Linked DNA regions of Mus musculus: region 2 is linked to region 1. A link is a loop called in an ENCODE intact Hi-C map of the cell type or tissue named here. Cell type or tissue: gastrocnemius. All regions are shown on one strand. Links, peaks and the distances in the headings refer to the core of each region. The heading gives the core; the rest is flanking DNA.

Region 1 (10,451 bases), core at 3,709-8,708:
GGATGAGAAAGAGGGTCTGGCTAGACAGTAATGAGTCTCTATCTATCTTCAGTGTGCCTGGAAGGTACATCTGTCTGACTGGACAGATCCCTATCGACCTTACAAAGGTCTTTGAGTTACCGGGAACTCTCGATATAGGGCAGAGTATTCCTCTACAGGTTTGATAGAGAAATAGTGAATACAGAGGGGGTCAAAATAGGTCTTTATGGTGTCCTGATGAGACTGCAGTGGAGGCTGGAACACCCTCAAGGTAGACTGGTCAGCCAGTCTGTCTGTCTGTCTATCTATAATATGTCACTCTCTCTTTCTCTCCCTCTCCTTGCCCTCTCTTGCTTGTTTGAGTGTGAGTGTATACTTGTGTGTGTACATGTGTGTTTGTGTGTGTGTGTTCGCGCACGTGTGTAGGTATAGGTGGGTCAGAGGACATCCTAAGGTATCGTCCTCAGGAATGCTGTCTGCTTTGTTGCAAACAGGATCTCCCATTGGTTGGGCACTCACTGGTTAGACTAGACTGGCTGGCCAACAAGCCCTGCGGATCTGCCAGTGGCTGCCTCTTTAGTGCTGGTATTCCAAGCACATACCACTATGCCCTGAATTTTTATGTGCATTCTGAGGGCTCTCACTCAGGTCCTCCTGCTTGCTTGCTATCTCTCCAGTCCCCTTGGCCTTTGCTTTTTTTGTTTTGTGTTTTTGAGACATCATCTTTTGTAGTTCCGTCTAGCCTTGAACTTGCTAAGTAACCAAGGCTGGTCTTTAACTCCAGGCGCTGAGATTATAATTGTGTGCTACCATGACGAGGTCATTTATTATACTGAGTTCTGTGGTTGGGTTGAGGATAACCCCCAGGGCTCAAACACAGCAGAAGAGCTATGGGTCAAGAGCAGTGTCTAGATGCTGGTTGTCATGACTCAGATGTAGCTGCCAAAGGGCCTCTACCAAGAGCCCTGGTGCAGCTCAGCTTTCCGTGGGAGCAAATGGCAGAGAAGAGACCAAGCGCGTCCCAGATGCACCATTGCAGAACGGTTGGGCGGGAGCTAGCAGCATATGCAAACCAGACTGCAAGGCTAGGCCTCCTCGGAAATTCATGGCGTAACCGTTTCCAGAACCTCTAATTTGGTCTTAAATTTTTTTAATGTAATGACTTTATTGTTTTCATTAAAGTGATACATGACCCTTATAAAAACACAACAAAACAACATTCTGTAGAGGAAAGTACAAAGAAAAAAAAGCAATATATTGGTCCAAATCTTAGCTTGCAGAAGCAACCCATTTTAAGAATAAGACAGCTTTCCATGTAACCCCTATGCACATTTCAGACAGAATGGATGGCTAGAGAAATATATACACAGGTAATTTTTAACAAGGTGTTATCTCTTATGCATATACGTTTCAAAATAAAAATCTTTTCCTTTTAAGTATTGGGAAGAACTGACTGAAGAAGTAACTTGGAACAAGCAGCCAGACTCTTTTCTTTTACCAGAGAAGTAGGTTTTCAGGTGTGTCTTAAGACAGTGGTGCTTAACCAGGGATGATTTGGCCTCCGCAGGATATCTGGCAGTGTCTAGAGATAATTTCATTGGTCATAACAAGGACTTGGTGACCTCTGGCATCTCGGTGGTAGGTAGAGGCCAGAGATGCTGGCTGCTTGCTATCCTGTGAGGCACAAGGCAGCACCACAGCAGAGATCCACACAGCCAGAGCGCTGACAGTGCCGAGGCAGAGAGGCAGCAGTGAGGTTAGGAGGAACTGGTCCACGGTGGCCATGAGGAGGTGATGACACAGATGCGCTCGACTGCACTTTTAGACAGTTGGGACTTGACATCTGTGACGAAAGATATAATGGTTAATCTAATGCTCCCCCTGCCCCGTTCTCCTCTTAGCTACAAAAACAAGAGGTGGTATAATACTATTTTTACCTTGTCAAGATGCCTACCATTTGTATCTTCTTCTGGGACTATGACACACACACACACACACACACACACACACACACACACACACACACGTTATGAATGAATGGTTTAGTGACAAATAGCATATCCCCACCCATGTTTTACCTCTACTGGGTGTGTTTAGAGTCACATCTTGGTGGACGCTGACTCGTCTCAGTAAATATGTAATGTGTGCTGAGAGGGAGGTGGCAGGCTTCACACTGGCTTGCCCTGCTCAGATCAGAACCTACCCATCTGTGTGTCAGTGCTATACTCAGCAGGAGGAGACCCGCTGTGCTCTAGGATAAGGAGTGACTATGCGGTGGGGTCCCTTGGAGACGCACGATTGGACTTCAGGGTTCAGTACAGAGGAAAGATTATCCGTGCTGATTCTGAGCGCTTCTGGAAGGCTAGACCTAGAGCCCTGTGAACACCAGGGACAGACGGCTTGCCTTAGGTGGCCCAGGCTTGGGATGTGTCCCTTGCTGGAGTGTGCTGGGAAACCACCTGTTGTCACAGTGTACAAAGATGCCGGGGTTAAACATCAGCTGGGTGGCTATATTTAGGTTATTTTCGAGCCTTGGGATTCTGATAGGCTGATACTACTTCTCGATAGCCACCTGTCCTAAGGAGGGGTTTCAGTCATCTGGCTCCCTCCTTGTGCTCTGTGTGACAAAGTTAGGAGAGTAGATGGAGCCATGTTGTATGCACCAGTGACCAAGGAGAGAGCCTTGTATATCCTGGGATTTGGTTGGTTTTGTTTTGTTTTGTTTCCCCCAAGACAGGATTTCTCTGTTTAGCCCTGGCTGGTTTGAAATCTGAAGATGAGACTGGTTTCAAACTCACAGAGATAGATCTGCCTGTGCCTGTCTCTCAAGTGCTAGGATAAAAGGCGTGTACCACCACTGCCGGGCATGTTCTATATTTTTAAAATTTGGACCCATCATGTTCATACAAAATGCTGACTCCAAGGTGTAGGTGTTTGGCTTTGTGGAGCTAGGTTCCTGTTGGTGTCTGTGTTTATTTGCAAGATTATAGGGACAGGCACATCTGAAACGGTTCCAGGGCTATTGCCTGTCTCTAGTGTGTATATCACAGAACCCTACAGAGGAGGATCACATCTGCAGATTGTTCCTTGCATGGTTGGAATTGGGTGCTTGGCTCATCACACTGTGACTGATTGCTGGCTTTTGTTCTGTCCTAGGGGAGCTATCCAGTTTGGGAAGACTTCATAAACAAAGCCGGAAAGCTACAGTCCCAGCTGCGGTGAGTAGACGCGTGTATTCTACAGGAGAAGGCGACATCCTTAGGCAAGACAGAGGGAGGTGGATCGGCACACACGTCTGGCTTAAATTTAGAAGTGTCACAGACAGAGAAGCGCGAAGCAGGCACCTAGAGCCGTATCAATTCATAGTCTCCCGTCCCACCTTCACACCCCAGTCCCGTGTGAACCCAGACTCAAGTCTGCTCTGCCTCCCACCGTAGGAATTCTTAGAGTTGATTCCATAGAGTAGTAATGGGCAATGTTTGTATGGCGCCCACTGGGTGCCAGGCATATCAGCCCTACAAGGTTAAGTACAGGCATTTTCCTGGTCAGGAAGCAGAGGCACAGATAACAGCCCGTTCATAGAGAAGCCATTAGTGACAGAAACCGATGTAAACATGAGAGGTCCGGTTCCAGAATCCAAGTTTGTTCTCATCTACCTGTATTGTCTTTCCACATAGAGAGTTTAGAGCTCCAGTGTAGACTGATATACGGTTCCATTTACATGGAGTGGGTCTCGGCAGTGGTAGGCTGGGCCGCGCAATCCTAGGTTTACTAGACACCACAGAGATAGGTGCTTAGACACTTAGAAGTATGTTTTACGGCTCAAGGTTATACCCGGAGAAGCTGCTCAAACAAGGGGTGCTGCCGGTTGTCTCTAAGAAGCCCGTATGGCCTAGTGAGCCTGTTCCATTACCGCATGCTCCGATGGACCAGATGATCACATGCTGCAGCCCCACCCTTTATGAAGTCAGTGTGGGAAGAGATACGGCTGCGCTTGGTGGCTAACCCGGGAAGCATGGGACACCCGAGAACGACTATCTGGATAATCCTCGATGGCGAAATTTGGGGGAGTGACTGGCTGGTGTTGAGTTGGATGAGAGGGCAGAGCAGTGGAGCGGGGAGTAGGGGTGTTCTTGGAAAAAGAGCCACCTGGGTGACAGACAGACAAGGGAGGGTGACTTGTCGTTTCTAAGCCCGTGCCAGGGCGGACCAGAGGTTGCTGCTCAGAGCTCTTGCCTAGAGGTACGTGGCCCAGCATAAGGGGTACATGGCTCCTCGAATGTAGCAAGAAGAACTGGGCAAGAACGCATGGGGTTCCTTTAGCTTTAGCTATGGAGGGGTGGTATTTGCAGCCTTTTATATGACCCCCAAGTAGATATTGGCCTGGCTATGTACCTTCTCCAGTTACCGGGTCCTTGACAGTCTCCTTGATTTCTGAGCTCATTGGGTTATGTTTGGGTCTTCTTCTGAAGGGCTCACCAGCCTTCTGTCATGGGGCTACCCTGGTCTGCTGGCCATTTCTCATCCGCTGTGCCTATTGCACGTAGGTTAACATCCCTCTGGTAGGAAGGAGGTCTCCCCCTGAACTAAAGCATTTACCTTTCTGCTTCCTTTTCTTGTCCAGCCTCTGATTGTGTGATGGGCTTTCAGTGTGGGCCTGGAGAAAGATTATTCTCCTGGCCTTTAGCTGGCGAGAGTAGTGGGACCTGAATTGCTGAGCTCACTGCCGGTCTTGAACATAGAAAGTAAAAGTCAAGGTAGACTTTGAAGTACCTGCTTCCCCTCCCTCCATCTAGGTCTTCTGAGATCAGGGCACATTTCTTTATCATTTTATCAAGTGAGGGTTTAATTTTGTGTCCTGGAGAAAGGCTGCGGTTACCACCGCAGACGCAGCACATCTGTCTATCTTGGAGTGTTTAAGCTGAATCATCTCACTAGCTCTTGGTGGTTCCCTATTTGCTGTGAGCTCAAGTAAAGGGCCAAGATGTCCTTTGTGCTGCCAGAAAGTGCAGTGTGACAGTCATGAAGAGCTCCTAAGTCCTCAAAATTGACCAGTGTCTTAATTGGCTGTAGAAGTCTACTCCAGTGACTGTAATGGGCAAGGCTTGTCCACGGCTGGCCCATAAAATAGGGTTGATTGGCATTGAATTGAATGAGAGTAAATAAATCAAGCCAGCTTGTCAGGTATTCATCATAAGTCAGAATGAGCTATTTATAAGTCTCAGGATGTTTGATAGAGGTAACTTTTTCAATGTTTGCAGTTGATGTCAACACTTTAAAAATATGCATGAAATGTGTGCATGTGTGCATGTGTGTGTGTGTGTGTGTGTGTGTGAGTGAGTGAGTGAGTGAGAGAGAGAGGGAGGGAGGGAGGGAGGGAGGCAGGCAGGAAGGGGGAGGGAGGAAGAGAGAGGGGAGAGGGAGGAACTTTTGTTTAAAATTAAGCAGAATATATTCTTGATCTGTTAGAAACTCTCAGACCTGATTTTGAAATTTGGCTTAAAGGACCTCCTAGAAACCTCTTGTTCCACAGACACTGTTGCTGTGTTTAAGACAGACCATTTCTTTTTCTATATTCCGAACTCTAGTCTCGAGGCTTCTTCTTGTAGTGACTTTACCTTCATAGGAGGAAGGTTCAGTAGAGACTGGAGACATGTAATAAACACTTGAAGACTATATCAGTCTTCGAATTTGGTTTGAAGTCCTTGCCTGGTAGGGGACTTTTGTTGGTTTGTCATGGTTGGGATCCTGGTCATTCCTCAGTTCGTGATGTTGTAGGTCATCGAGTGCCTAGTGCGTCCATCTGGTTGTGCTTACGGGCATGGGTAAGGATTAAGGAGATTGCCAAGGCAGGAGCTAGCCTTAGTTCTCCCCAGTGTTGCTTTTAGGACTTGAGAAGATGCCTCTGAAAGAGCATCCTGTGCCTGAACAAAGCAGAACCCAGGGTTTTAGTCTTGTATGGTTGAAGATTTAGGGAGCAAGGCTGTACCTAGCTAGCACCCTGTGTCTGCAGTGGGTTGAGCTGGGCCTTGAGTCACAGTGGCAGGTCATCAGTCACTCTGGTATGAACCAGTGATCTCTAAAATGTCTTTTGACTTGTGGCCTCAGTTTTCCTTTTTTTTTTTTTTTTTGGCAGTGAAATGTTGATCTTTCTGCTCTCCAAGATTTGGTTCCCTGCCAGTTCACGTGCACATAAATTACTTTCCTACTCTCAAGCAGATGTCACCTGTGCTGTCTATACTTTAATGATACTTTCTTCTTTGGGGTAGAAACCCCTCCCTTTTATTTCTTTGCTTAAAGTTTCACTTGGTAGCTTCCACAGCCAGGCCTCCTTTGGGGTTGAGTGCTAGGGAGAGAACGCTATCTCCTGCTAGCTCTCGTCCCTGGAGGGTTCTGCTTGCTGCGGATCGGAGGCTTTAGCCCAAGAGCTGAGATGAATTTGCCAGGGAGACATTCCTCACGCTTTTGTTATCTGTTTGCATTTCAGGACAACAGTAGTAGCAGCAGCTGCCTTCTTGGACGCCTTTCAGAAAGTGGCTGACATGGCCACCAACACACGTGGTGAGCAGATGGGAGGCTGCCTTCCAGCACTGACTGGATCCAGCACGTGGGCTCTCTCTCTCCCCCGGGCGGCTTCCCGAGAAGATACGGCTCGAGTTATCAGAGCCTGGCTGACTCACAGTTTTCATATATTTTTAACTCCGTGGGGTTGCACACATTAGAAGTTGTAACTAGTTCCCCAGATAGTGAAGTGTGTGTGAAGACTAGACAAGAAAGGAAGGGAGCCACTGTTCCTTCATGAGGCGGCTTGCTGTGGGTGTAACTCGAGGGATACGCTTAGTATAGAGCCTCGAGCTGCACCTTTGTCTTGCTGTGACTCCTCCAGCAGGTTGCCTTAGGCTCTCCCATGGTACCTCCTGGAACGGGAAGTCCTGGAGATGATGATGTGGCTACTGTCCTGGGTTCTCCACAAACAAGGAATCCTTTTATGATAGGCCCAGTATCTCGAGGGCCGTAACTGTCTCTCTGTCCCCAGTCTTAGGCTGCAGACCCTGTGAACAAGAGACAGAGTCCTGATGATACCCCACTAGACAGAGTGTCCAGAGCCTAACTGATATTTAAAATATGCTTATGAAAGCAGTGACCAGAAGGTGAAATCTTTTGAAAAGATTTCATGGTTTCAGAGAATCCCAGGAATATTCGTGACATGTGAGAGGTGCCAGAAGAAAGTGGATAGTGTAGGCCCACCTTCCTCTCAGTCCCATACAACCACTCTGTCTGCCTGCTCCTTGTCTGGTCATGCTGGGCTCCCTCGTTACCTGCATAGCTGTGAACCTGCTCTAACTTTGGGTGTTTAGTGCAAAGCTGAGGCTCCTTCCCATACCTCCAGTGGTTCATCACAACCGGCGGTGGGCACTTAATTAAATATTTATAGATTGAGACTCCAGCTCCTTTTGTTGCAGGACTGTCACGGGACCACAAGAGCCAATATGCCTCCCCCTTGTCCCCAAAAGGCACACCGTTGAGTAGGGAGACTGAGATGTGTAAATAAAGAGTGCCTGTGCAGAAATAGTATGTGTGGTAAGGTAATAGCCGAAGCTCACAGCACCAGGGGAATATCGGAAAGTGAGCAATTAACCTGGTGCCAGGGAATCAGGGACATTTTCCCAGGGGAAGTACCATTTCTCCTCCTTTCTGAGACGCCAACCGCATCCCAAAAACATTCCCATGGAAATACGACCGTGACGTCAAGCATCAGACTTCCTTAACCTGGTTTGTCTGTGTGGTGAAGGTACTAACTAACCCATGTAATTTTGAAATGCCTTTAAAATGACTTAGCTTAGATGTACCTGTTGTAGAACCTTGGGGAACCTGGATTCTAAAGGAGCTTAACATGCAAACCGATGTTTGCTGTTGTGAAAATGTGACTGACTGTCCATCCGTGTGGTGTCTCTCCTTCCCCCCTCAGCCGTGTCTGGAACTGTCAGTCATACATGCGTTATCTACTTTGTGCAAGTGCCGTGGTGTGTGTGGAGGCCAGAAGCCAGCTTGCAGGAGTTGGTTCTCTTGTTTCTAACGAGTGGGTCCCATCTTTGGCAGCAGCCGAAATTACCTGCTGAGCCTTCTCTTTTTTGAGACAGTCTTAAGTAGCCAAGACTGAGTGCCTTTGAAGGCATCTGAGGATGGCCTTGAACTTCCGGTCTTCCTGCTTCTGCCTCCTGGGTGCTGGGATGACCACTGTGAGCCTCCTGCCCAGCGTGGGATTACATTCTCAAGGATCTAGAATTCAGAGCATGTTTTTAGACTTTCCTGTTAAATTACTGGGTGGGTCCTGAAGGGGCAGCAGGAAGGGTGACCCCGATTGTCTATAATTTCCTGTGGGAAGAACCTGTGGTTTTGAAGAGGCTGCTCCCAGAGTCCCTCTTGGGGGGGCGGGGAGGGGATTGGAGGGCCTGGAAATTCTCATGCTTCCAGGGGAGGGGAAACGGCAACTGTTGGAAGAGAAGCAGGAAGAGGCTCTCAGTGGAGGTAATGGGTCAGAGCCAGGCTTGGGGGCTGGGGAGGTGGGGATGTCTGCTGCTGTCGGCCTGTGTGTCACTGTGAACAGACTCCTGTGTGATGTATCTTTAAGACATTTGGTTTCAGGTTGTTTTTGCAGTACAGTTTAGAATCCAAAGTGTGGTTGCTTTCTTTTATTGGATGTGGGAACCTGTATGCCTTAAAGAATATATGGCTGATATGAGCTGTTTCCATGGTGATGGTATGAGAAACTTGGAAGTACTCCTTATTCCAACAATTTAATTTAGTAAAAAAAAAAAATTGTACTCTTTACAAAAAAAAAAAAAATCTAAAAACTGCATTTAGCCTTGCCCCTCTTAGAGATTAGGTTTAATGTCCTTGGTAATCATTTTTGTCACCCTCAGTGTGTATGTGATTCTGCATACGCCTCCTCAGATGGCCACTCCTGGGAAACGTTGAAGCCCCTTGGCTTCTGCTCCACACTACGGTACCGATACCGTTCCTCGCCGTCGCCTGTAGATGCGCCTCGCTGTGTCTAGTAGACAAATGGACTTCCAGTGCCTGGATAGAGCGAGTTCTAATTATTATTCTGTGGCTGGATTTGTATCTTCCCTAGGTATTTGCCATTACAGGCTGTGGTGCGGGCAATGCTTGTACATCTATGAATGTCTGGTGTGTGTGTGTGTGTGTTGCTCTCATCTTAATTTTGTTATGTGCTTAGTACGTATGTCCATATTTATGTATACCGGTATGCCTGTGGCTGTGCCTCATATGAAGGTCAGAGGTCGATAGCAGGTGTCTTCCTCCCACACTGATCTCATCATTTCAGCCTGTCTTTCTGGCTGGTGACTCTAGGGTCCGCCTGTCTTTGCCTGTGTCCCAGTTCTAGCCTTAGAGGTGCCTGCCACCACACTCCGGCTTGTATGGTTGCTGGGATCCAAACTCAGCTCCTCATGGTTGGGCGGCAGTGCTGGCTCTCCAGACGAGTGACCTATCTTAGTGGTCTGTGTGTCACCACGGACAGGATGAGTGTGTAGAAGGCTGTTCACGTGTGAGCTTAAGGGGGCTCAGAGCCGTTTACTGTGCTGAAAGAGTATCTCCCAGGCTGGCTCTTTTGCTCGGAGACTTTAGATGTAGTGTTTAAACATCTCTCTAGTTAGAAGTTGGTAAAAGAGAGTTACCACTGCCCCCTCCCTTCCTGTTTTCCTCTGCCCTCCCTTCCCCTCCACCCTCTTCTCCCCCAACCCATGTCTTTCTCTTCCTCCTTTGTCTCTTCTTTAGTTTTTTGAGATACAATCTATGCCATCTACTGCCACCATACTATGAGGTAGCACAGCAGAGTGTCACATCTCTGTCTAACTATCTTAGTACCATTCGCCTTTCCCCATCAGCCTTCCTTCCCCAGCCCCCCGGTAACCACCATTCTATGTCCAATTCCTCCCTCCCTCCCTCCCTCCCTCCCTCCCTCCCTCCCTCCTTTAAGATTTATTTATTTATTATATATATATGAGTACACTGTAGCTGTCTTCAGACATACGAGAAAAGGTCATCAGATCCCATTACAGATGGTTGTGAGCCACCATGTGGTTGCTGGGAATTGAACTTGGGACATCTGGAAGAGCAATCAGTGCTCTTAACTGCTGAGCCATCTCTCCAGCCCTGAGTTCAGGGCCATTGAATATCTGTACCATATTTCCCCCCTTTGGCTGACAGTGTCTGTTTCTTGACCGCTGAGAACTGTACTGCTATAAATAGCTACAGATGTGTCTTCCACATGCAATTTCCTTCCCTTTAAATATTACTCAGGGGGCCTTGCTAGATCATATGCTAGCTCTATTTTTAATATTTGAGGAACCTCTGTGGTCCTCCAAGTGACTGTACTAATTTATGTTTCTATATACACAGGGAAGAGTTCCTTTCTATGCATCTCTGTCAGTGTTGCTTTTTGTCTT
Region 2 (10,451 bases), core at 3,117-8,116, 61 kb after region 1:
CTTTTTAAAAAAACAGGAGGTTTGCTTATTACCTTTTCCCTTGATCTAGTTGTTTTTATTAAAAGCAAACAAAACAAAACAAAACAAAAAGCCACAACCACAGCATGTTCCAGAACTCAGTCTTGATGTCCTATTAGCTGCAGCTCGAGCTCTGGCCTCATGGCTGGGCCATGGAGGGAGCCATGGTCTCTCCACCATCACCTTTAGAGGGCATGATGAGACAAGGTCCCTGGGGGAAGTTGGCAGAGGACCCATGCTGAAGGTGGCTCTAGTTGTGGGTAGATGGGAGCTGGGAGGCCGAGGGCTTTCCTGACAAGAGCCCTGACAGTGGCTCTGAGATAAAGAGAAGCCAAGAAAGACATCTTGACAGATACAACCAGCTTGGGATGAGGTGCAGCATGGAGCTGGTTGACCACAGCTTGAGGTCACCTGTGCACTGGGGCTGTCATCCAAGTCTGGGAACATAAAGGAACATCAAGGTTAGCGGAAGGGGTGGGGGTTGGGGGATGCAGTGCCAGCAGGACCTGATCTGGCCAGTGTACCAGTACCGGGGCTTCTGCACGCCTGGCTAGGTACATGCTCTTCAAGGTGTGGCAGAGCCCTGTTATGAAAGCAGCTCACTATGTTTGCTGACTCTGGAGAGTAAAGGACATTTTGTGTCAGTGGAGAGACAGCTTAGCTGTCCTCAGAAACGCCAAGCCTTCCTGGAATCGAGGTCCAGACGACCTTCCCTGGCCTCCCTGTTTCCCTGGCAGCTCCCCTCTTGCCTTCAACTTCAGTTCGGAGTGCATGCGCATGCACGTGTATTCTCGAAGCAAGGGTAAGACCTTGGAGCGTGGGCTGGGACTATGGTGTGTCTGCTGATGAAATTTTTACACTCTACCCTTAGTCATTATTATCTTTTCTTACTCAACTGTACTTTTGGCTCTAGGCATGGGTTAGGAGCTTAACTTCAGGGCTTTCTGCTTGATTCAGGAACACGTTGGTGGGCAGCTGAGCATTACGACACACCAAGCAAGTGTTCTAGAACACTCGAGCCAAAGGTTTCCAGGATTATGAAAGAAATGAGAGGTGGGAATTGGCACTTGGGTTCTGGCTCGCAGTGCCACCAGACACGTCTCCTGCACTACTCGTTTCTATTGGATCTCATGGTGGGCATGTGTCGCCTCATGCCCGACACCTTGTATCCGGGAACTACGAAGGCTGGGGCCACCTGACTACCTGGGATCACATAGCACGCACACTGTGTACTTGCTGGGCCTGGGCCCAGAGTGTTCCAAAGCCCGTGTTCTTGGCACAACTCCGGTTTCTTTTCAAGTGCCCGGGTCTTGTTAAAACCCCACAAGGCGGAGGGAGAGGTGGAGGAGCCTTCTTGCCTTGCTGGAGACCCCATTTCCTGACATCATCATCCTACACCCTCGCCCTCTTCTTAGAGTTGCTGTGAGAAGATGGAGGATGCTCAGGAGAAGCTAAGTCAGTGGCTTCTGACCCTCTCTTCCCTCCCTGCCCTTCCTTCTCCCACAGGAATTCCAATTCTTTCCCTGTTTCTGCACCAACCCCACCTCAATTTAGTCCCCACATGGTTGACAGCCGGAGGAATAGCCCAGGCCCAAAGTCATTTCTTGATGACTCTGCTGACAGATGGCTTCTCAAGAGGACAGTGGCCCCCATTTAATGCCACTGCCTCAGGTCAGTTAGATTGGAGTCTGCAGGGTCCACAGCCCTTTTGGAACGAGGGCTCATACAGGTCACTTCTGACAGTGCCCTCTCTGGGGGAGGATGCAAGGTGGCTTCCTGCCCCTCGTCATTATTTCTGGGACAATTATCAATGTGTGTGAACGGTCTGGAACGTTTTTAAAAGAGGACTCTTATTCCAAGACACAGATGAAGTGCTGAAGGGAGCCTCAGGCAGAACTGAGTGAGCAGGGCCTGGTGCACGGAGCTGCGCCTTCCCACGTCTGTCCTCGCTGACCCCCTGGGTGGTGAGTCAGCGGCCCCCCGGGCAGCAGGGATCTGCTTAGGACTGCGTGATGTGCGTAGCATGCATTTAAAAGATCACAATTAAAGCAGCGAGCACTAATTAATAAGGTGACTTCATATGGGAGACCCCTTGCTCCTCTGGGGTTCGAGGGAGGCTTTGCTTGTGGTGTCCAGGGGAACAAAACAACAACTTGCTCTCTAGGCAGGTGAAGACAGGGCCATGGACTTCTGTGTGATGACTACTCGCCCAGTCAGTCTCCCACAGGCCCGGAAGCCACTTACTTGGGGGCTCTCACATGCCTCCACAGTTGGTGCCTCGGATGGGAGGCGCCTGCCAAAGCCAGCCACAGTCAACGGTCACATCGGTCACATCATACGGTCACATCGGTCACATCATACGTAGGCTGCAGTGTCAGGTGTCCATAGAGCTCCAGATCCAGCTGTGTAATTCCATAACTGGGAGCTGTAAATGACTTAATCGCGAGTCACGCTTCCATTTATATGTAATGGACATCGCCCCGGCACTTACTCACACAGTAGTTAGAAGGATGAGAGGATCGGCCATGCACGCAGTACTCCAGCGTGGCTCTGGCTTTTGAGTGCTCACTGTCGCATGCGTTGCCTCGGGATGTGTGTGTTGTTAGTCAGGTTGTCATTGTGTGAGCATTAGAGTGTGCTTACACAAAATAAGGTGGCCATGGTGTCTCTAGGTCGCAACCTTTTATGAGACCACCATCCTGCCATTGACTAAATTATCACCCCAAGGCCCAAGACTGTATATGTGAGCTCACATTATTAGCTCATTTCCTTCCTTGCCCTCTTGATGAATAAAATGAGAACTCTCTCCCCATTCCCACCTAAACATATAGAAACCATAGAAAAGTACTGAAATGTATATTCTATCTCATCTATATCTATCTCTCTCTATATATATCTATGATAAAGTTTAATTTGCAAATTAGACACAGTGAAAGTTCAACTACTACTAATAGGATAGAACAGTTTTCATACACTGTATTAAAACTTTCCTAGCCTTCTTTCCATCCCGCCCACTGTCCCGGTTCTCAGTGCTCTGGGGCCACTATAACTGAAGCCCCCCTCCCAAGAGAAGAGCCCCTGCTTGCTGTAGATATTAGGATTCTGTAAGACAAGTGTCTGTCAGATCCAGAGTGTAGTGAGGTATAATAGCAAGACAGTCGCTGGTACCAGATGGACTTGAAGTCCGTGTCTGCCCGGCCTCGCAGTAGCAGCCATATAAAATAGTTATGAAGATTAAGTGAGATTTCACACAGTGCCTCTGGCAGGGTGTGGCCCATCACATGGCCTTGGTGGCTAGCCTTCACTGTGACTGAGCTGATAAAATGGCTGTGCTGCTGATACTGGGTAAATGCTATCAACCTTGACTTTGGCTGTTGACTGGCATCCCCAAAGCCTTCAGGACAGTGGGCTTGAAAGTGAGCATAGCATAGCCTGGTCTCTATAGGCTCTGCTCTTATTTCCTTCCTGCCCTTCCTCAGAGTGCCTATCACAATGGCTTGGGGATGGGAGGGGGGAAGTGAGGGAGCCTACAGGAGCCTGAGGGGGGCCATGAGAGCCTGAGGGAGCCTCTGGGGCCTAAGGGGACCCGTGAAGGCCTCTGGGGGCCTATGGGGGCAGAGGCTGTTGCTTGAGGTTCGACATCTACATGTTTAAACCCTGGAGAGCAAGAGACAAGCCTTCTTACTGATGAAGGCCATAAATGCCATCTGGGGCTAGGAAGCCCCGCCCCGCCCCCCCCCCCCCCCCCCCCGCCGGTGTACATCATATTTAGCATCCTGTGGTGGTAGCTTAATTGGAAGAAGTAATTTGTGCTGTGTCCTAGTGACTGTGGTGGGGGCAGTAGGAAGTCCAGGGATGGTAGGCATCCTGGAAAATCAGGTCTCCCAGAAGATAGGACGTGTGCCGCTGCCCCCCCCACCCCCCCATCCCAGCATCAGTGCCCTTGGTACCCTGTTCTATGCATCCTCTCTCTTTCCATGGCCTCTTCCTGTCATTCTCCCAGGAAGCATCAGTAAGTAGCAGTAGCTCTTTCTCTGGCGTTAGGGTTTGTTGGGCTCCCAGAGGCCTGTGGCAGTTCAGACGCCTCACACTGGCACCCAGGGCCTTTCACCTCTCACCTCTCACCTCTCACCTATGCTTTTGCTCTTGAGCCGCCTCACTCAGTAATCCTAAGGATATAATAACCCCAACTCCAGCAAATTGCTGATCCCACCTCCGTGCCCCCCCTCCCCCCATGACTCCTCTTTAGTATTCTCATCTAAGTCCCTGGGTCCATGTTACTTCCCTCTCCTTGCTATGTGGGCTCTCTGTTACAGAGCTGGAGTCTGGCAGTTCTGACGTGAGCCCTGACCCTAACACACATTCTCCTCCTTTGACCTTGCCCTGAGGACCTGGCTGTCCCTTCTGCTTCTACTTTATGCCGCAGAGAGGAGCTTTGTAGTGTCATGGGAACAGGTGCCTAAGCGGGCACTCTGCTAATGTCTCAGTCTGACCTGCGTTCTCTCAGCCATCCCTCGTGCCTTAAGGGCTGAGTAGCTGAGCTATTTTAAGTAGCATGCTACGATTCTAGGTCTTGAGGCAGCATTGAGCTCTGGAGATACCTGTGTCAGAACCTCATGTTCAGTGTCATAGGGGAAACCAAGATGGGTTCTCTTTTCCCTTTGATCACTGGAGGGAGTCTCTGCAGATCCCGGAAAGGCTTCTACATGCACCTTGACACGGGCCACACGGGTGCTTCTTAGTAAATGAGATAAATGAAGCAATATCACACCGTGTCTCTCCAACCCTCCTCATATGCAGGCTGTGATGGCTGGGACCAAACTACTGGCTCAGGAGTCACTGCGCCCTGCTGCCCAGGGAGGCCTTGGTCTGAGCTGGGTCAGCATGTCTCAGCCTAGGACTGTCACCATGGAGATGTGGTCTTTCTGCCTTGCCCTCTCGTCCACTGCTGCAGAGGTTAGGGTGATACCCAGAGGGTGAGGTATACAGGCAGGAGTCTCTACAAAGGCTTCTGATGGGTCCTCTTCTGGTCTTTGCCATTCCAGCCAGTAGGAGATTACCTTGATGCCTCCCACAGGCAAGTGGCATGCCTCCCACCAAACTGCCCATTGGTGGAGTATCGCTAGAGCCCCACTCCGTGTCCGCCTGCCGCTCTGAGGCTGACTTCGTGCTTCACACGGTGCTTTGGACTGGGGCAGCCTCCACCGTGGGATCAGTCTTTCGCTCAGCATTCTGGCAGAATCTTATCAGTGCCCTATAGCGTGCCCCTAGAACATCCTCAAAAGAGCTAATGACACTTAGAGTGGTTTGGGGTAGTGAGAAATAACTCCAATCTTGAATGACCCCTCTAGCTAGGGTTGGGGAGATGGTTTGGGAGTTAAAGGTTCTTGCTGCCAAGCCAAACTACTTGAGTTTGATTCCTGAAACCCATGTGGTGTGAATGGCGAAAGCCTAGTTCTTTACGTTGTTCTCTGATTTCCACACTCACACTGTCTCTATGATGCCAACCCCCGTCCTCCTACCCCCGTGTAAAATTAAGACTCCCATACCTCCCCCAGTTCTTTGGGTCTGCTGTGGCCTGTCTTCTGTTCTGTCCTTTCAGGAAATTTTATTATCATCACCCTTTGCATTACGGAGCTTGGTTAAGTGGCCTGGCCCTGGCATTTTGTCTTTTTGAATTAAAACCTCCCTTTGGATAATTTTTCTGCACTCTGGTTTCCGGCTGCATACAGTAGATGCCACAGTCATAGACTACATTGTCACTTAATTGGCCCTAGAGCCATCTAGGATGTGAGGTAGTAGGTGTATGGAGAGCTGTCATGAAAACTGCTCTCTTAACTTGCAAGACATTCCAGAGATCCAGGCTGCTGGCTGGTGACCCTCCCTCACAGAAGGAGGAGCAGCTGGGAGGGTCATTGGCTCCCTGCCTGAGATTCCAGCGTCTCCCTCCCGTGTCTCTCCACCCAGCCTATGTGAGTCTGTACAGTGGGACGTGTGGTCTTGAGGAGTACTGGAGTGTCTAGTATATGGAAGGTCAGTGGAGATGTGGGTGCAGCTATAGGAAAGAGCTGGAGTGAGACTCTAGTAGTGCAGCTGCTTAGGGGGGTGACCTATACTCCTGTAAGCCACTTTTTTTGGGGGGGGGAGGTTTTCGAGACAGGGTTTCTCTGTGTAGCCCTGGCTGTCCTGGAACTCACTTTGTAGACCAGGCTGGCCTCGAACTCAGAAATCCGCCTGCCTCTGCCTCCCGAGTGCTGGGATTAAAGGCGTGTGCCACCACGCCCAGCTTGGCACTTCTCATCTATGCTCAATAAACATCATGACTCCCCAGGTTGGGCTTGTACTTTGTTTGTTTGGTGGTGGTGCTCTATCATACAATGGAAGACATTAGTTTATGTCTCACCAGAGGAAGTTCTCCCCACCAGGAGGCAAGGAGCTAAGTCGTAGATGCTAAATCTGATGCCTAGATTTTTCTGGGTAGAAACATGGTGAGGATGCAATTTTAAAAAATTTATTTTTTTTATGTATTTGGGTACACTGTAGCTGTATAGAAGGTGGTGAGCCTTCATGTGGTTGCTGGGAATTGAATTTAGGACCTCTGCTCACTCTGGTTGAAAATAAGTACACTGTTGTTGTCTTCAGACAGCACCAGAAGAGAGTGTCAGATCTCATTACAGATGGTTGTGAGTCACAATGTGGTTGCCGGGAATTGAACTCAGGACCTCTGAAAGAGCAGTCAATGCTCGTAACTGCTAAGAGATCTCTCCAGCCCAAGGATGCAATTCTTAAAGGCAGACATTCCACTCTCCAACTTTGCCCGGGGTCTGTTTCCAAGGAAATGAAGGTGACTTTGTGATGCATGTGAAGAGAGTGCAGCTGTGCTCTGGGCTGGAGCATCAGGGCTCCTCCACAGCAACCCCCAGAGCTGCAGGCTTTGTGCAGGGCTGTCGTAGCTGGCCTTTTCAGTCAGGTACTGAACTATATGGGGGTAGGGTGGGGTGGGGTAGTATTGTCTTGCTAGTTTATGGTCTGTTCCATTTGGACTTTGTTTTAAAAAAACAAAACAAACAAACAAAAAAACCCAAATAACGTTATCCCATGTCAAAGAACTGCAAGCCAGTCCTCAGAAACCTTGCCTAAAGTTTTATATATATATTGCTTTTTTCGAGACAAGGTTTCTCTGTGTAGCCTTGGCAGTCCTGGAACTCACTTTGCAGACCAGGCTGTCCTCAAACTCAAAAATCTGCCTGCCTCTGCCTCCCAAGTGCTGGGATTAAAGGCGTGCACCGCCACCGCCCGGCTAATTTCACCTTTCAAGAGTAAGCTCGTGTCTTCAATGGGTGGTTGAGAAGGGTTCAGCTCCCTGCTGTGCAACAACATCCTTCGTGGACAGCTCAGCATTGACATATATGCAATGACATATGTGTACCTGCGAAGGAGCTTAGGCTCTCCCTCCTCATAATACACGATGTAGGTTTGTGTATTCCGCTTGACAGACGAGCCTGCTGAGGCTCAGAAAGGGCTGATGTTTGCTTGCACTGTGCAGCTATTGAGAGGCGGATCCAGGGCAGCAGCAGTACTGGCCCCTAGACAAGGGTGTGGGCTCTTTGCATGATGTCTTTTCCCTCGTTCTCCTTTGAGGCTCCAAAGCCCAGAGCTCTGCCTAGAAAGCCATTTCCCTGAAAAGGATAGAGTGACATTTTTAGATCAGGAATCCAAGCACTCAGGGCCTGACAGACTCAGGGCCATGTGTTGTTCCAATTGCCAACGTCTGTCTGTCACTGGGAAAATACAGGCGCGGGGAGAGGAACATTTCTCTATGAAATAGCTGTGGCGTGCGTCAGGAGGCTTTTCAGGTGCTTGCCAGACTTCTGCCATTTGAATGTGGAGGTGGCGAACGGCTTTGTAGAAAGACCTGATTCATTCTCGTCTATCCTCCCCATGCTGGGCAAGTCCACCTCGTCAGACGCCCATTTCCAGGGCTTTCTGATTGCTCTCCGTTCATCTGAACAGACATTTATGACAGGGCCGTCCATGTGGCTGGCACAGTTTGGAGGATATTTGGCTGTCCTCATGGCCCCTGAGATGCAGCCAACCCAAGCAGCCTCCTCCAGATTTTTGCATCTGTGTGTGTGTGTGTGTGTGTGTGTGTGTGTGTGTGTGTATGTGTGTGTGTGTTGGGGGGGTGGGTGGTGGTCCCAGGTGGAGGTTACGTGGGCCTCCAGTGGCAAGCTTGCCTTTCTCTCAACCTCCAGATACCACATCACCTAAAATACCATTCCCAAGGTCTCTCCTGAGTCAGCCGCCCCGCCCCAAGATTTATTTATTATGTATACAGTGTTCTGCCTGCATGGACATTCTGCAGGCCAAAAGAAGGTACAAGATCTCATTATAGATGGTTGTTGTGGTTGCTGGGAATTGAACTCAGGACCTCTGGAAGAGCAGCCACTCTCCAGGCCTCCCCCCCCCCCCCCCCAATCTGTTAATGGCTATCATTTACCTGGGTCCAGACCCCTTCAAGTCACCCACCCTCTCTTAATCTAATCCATGCCTTGCCTGATTTTTCCTTTCTCAGCCTGGGCTGAGAACTCTCTGGGAAGCCCATTCCCTGCTCAAAAACCCTGTATTCTTCTGCCCTCTGAACTCTGCGTTAGGTTTGGCGCACTCTCCCAGTAGAGAGCAAATAGTGTGTGCATGCCTCCTCCTCACCCACTCTGGTCCAGTTGCTGAGAGCAGGGACTTCTTTTGCCTTATACAGATCCTGCATGGTAACAGCAACAGGCCTCCTTGAATATATGCAGGAGTAACTACATGTGCTGATGTGAAACTCTGGTTTTCAGCTCATTTCAGCCTGCCCACAGGAAACGATGGCCCATACCCTCAACACATAGACCCTTCCCGTTTGCACCCTGAAGTGCAAGATGGCCATGTTTTCGGGGTGCTTTGCGTATGAGGGGCTCTGTTTTTAAGCCAGGTGTGAGTGCTTGGCTCCACACGCTTCTTCCTTTGAGCCCATTTGCCGAGTCAGCAAATGTCCAGTATGCCGCTGAGAGGTTTTAGGGGGACAGTCAGAGCACAAAACTATTTTAGGAAATGAGATTTACTTATGTTTACTAAAACAGGGAAGGTGGCGTTTTCCAGTCGCGGCAGCCGTTCCAGGCAGCTGCTTGCAAAGGTGAGTGATCGCTACATTAATGGGAAACATCTGGGAAGCAGGGCAGGTTTAATGTGTGTGCGCGCATGTGAGCACACGCTGCGGCCTTGCATGGGGTCTTTGTAAGAAGATGAACGTTCCGTGGGGTTCCCATGACAACAAATAAGGTTGGCGTTAAGCATCTCCAGCAGGATGAACATATTTTGAAGGAGCCACGCTAAGGGGACGCTTATGTTATTATTACAGTGCTTCAGAGGGTTTGAATAATCCAATTTTGGGGATTATTCACTTGAATGCTTCATCCAACCCCCCTAGAAGAACTGGTAAAGGCCAATGGGGTTGAACTGTTCTTACTCCTTGTTAGAGTAAGGTCAGTCCCTGACCTTGCCTTAGGCCTCTCTATATCCTGTACGTTGAGGATCGTTGTCTTTTAAAAGAAAAAAAGGGAAAATAACTAAACTAAAGTGATCTGGGCACGGCAGTCCTTGCCTAGTAATCCCGTCACTGTGGAAGTTGTGTCAAGAAGACGGTTCAAGACCAGCCTTCCCTGCAGTGTGAATCTCTGCCTCAACAAAACAGAAATAAAATAATGAACACACGTGCATACACACACACACACACACACACACACACACCCTCAAGCGTACAACAAGAAGCTTTGGTTGACATAATGAGATGATTACTATAGCTATGCCAACTAACCTCTCCAACGTCTCCCATGTTACATGTGTGCGTGTGCATGCAGCTGCCCTGGTTCACTCATTGCTAGCTGAGGAGGGTAGTCTTAGCTGAGAGAGGAGAGCCAGCACCTGGCAACATGTAACCTGAGACAAGATGGTCCAGGCCTGGTGCCCAGTGTTCAGTGTGCTCGAGAATCTGACTTCCCCAAAGGACAGTCAGGACTTTCCATGGAAAAGCGGCCATAATAGTTCCAGAGAGATGACTGATGTGTCACTGTCATTCCCACCAGGCCTGGCTTTTGTGTTCATAAAGGCCCGTTCTCCCAAAGCTGTGCTTCCTCTTTGAGAGGCGGAGTGGAGGGGTTGGTGTGTGTGTGTGGGTCCTCTTTCTACCTTTGCTCAATTGAGACCCGGGCCAGGGTGCATCAGGTTATCTTCACGACATCTCAGATGAGACCTAAGGCATTAAATATTTAATTGAATTGTTTCACTGAGGGGATCTTGTGACTCACGTGGAAACTAATCGCCTGCTTTTTTACCCAGCACTTAAGTAGATCCCTGCTTAAACATTTAAAGGTCACAGTCCCAGGGATGATTGT

The links. Hi-C counts contacts between places; a loop is a spot of excess contacts. Peaks named below come from ENCODE experiments on the same cell type or tissue, not always from the same donor. Only the 100,000 strongest peaks of a DNase experiment are listed, where the experiment ranks them.
Region 2: it touches region 1 in a loop (1.9-fold over the local background); 5 of 42 quality-filtered maps call a loop at or near these places.

What each region holds. Positions count from the first base shown.
Region 1 is chr15:59,051,107-59,061,557 of GRCm38, reverse strand. It overlaps Mtss1 (MTSS I-BAR domain containing 1), which reads left to right. Exons shown (of 15, transcript NM_144800.2): 2 at 3,136-3,197; 3 at 6,467-6,540. Among named protein-coding and RNA genes, the nearest start is that of Mtss1, 26 kb to the left of the region's middle. In gastrocnemius, for the core only: a CTCF peak has its summit at 6,604; DNase peaks (open chromatin) are centred at 6,521 and 8,502; H3K4me3 peaks cover 416 bases; H3K27ac peaks cover 3,551 bases.
Region 2 is chr15:58,989,981-59,000,431 of GRCm38, reverse strand. All of the region lies in intron 3 of Mtss1 (MTSS I-BAR domain containing 1), which reads left to right. Gm41330 (a long non-coding RNA gene) reads left to right here and starts at 5,917. Exons shown (of 2, transcript XR_875365.3): 1 at 5,917-5,990; 2 at 9,141-10,451. In gastrocnemius, for the core only: no CTCF peak of the experiment used is centred there; DNase peaks (open chromatin) are centred at 5,936, 7,421 and 8,023; H3K4me3 peaks cover 528 bases; H3K27ac peaks cover 3,991 bases.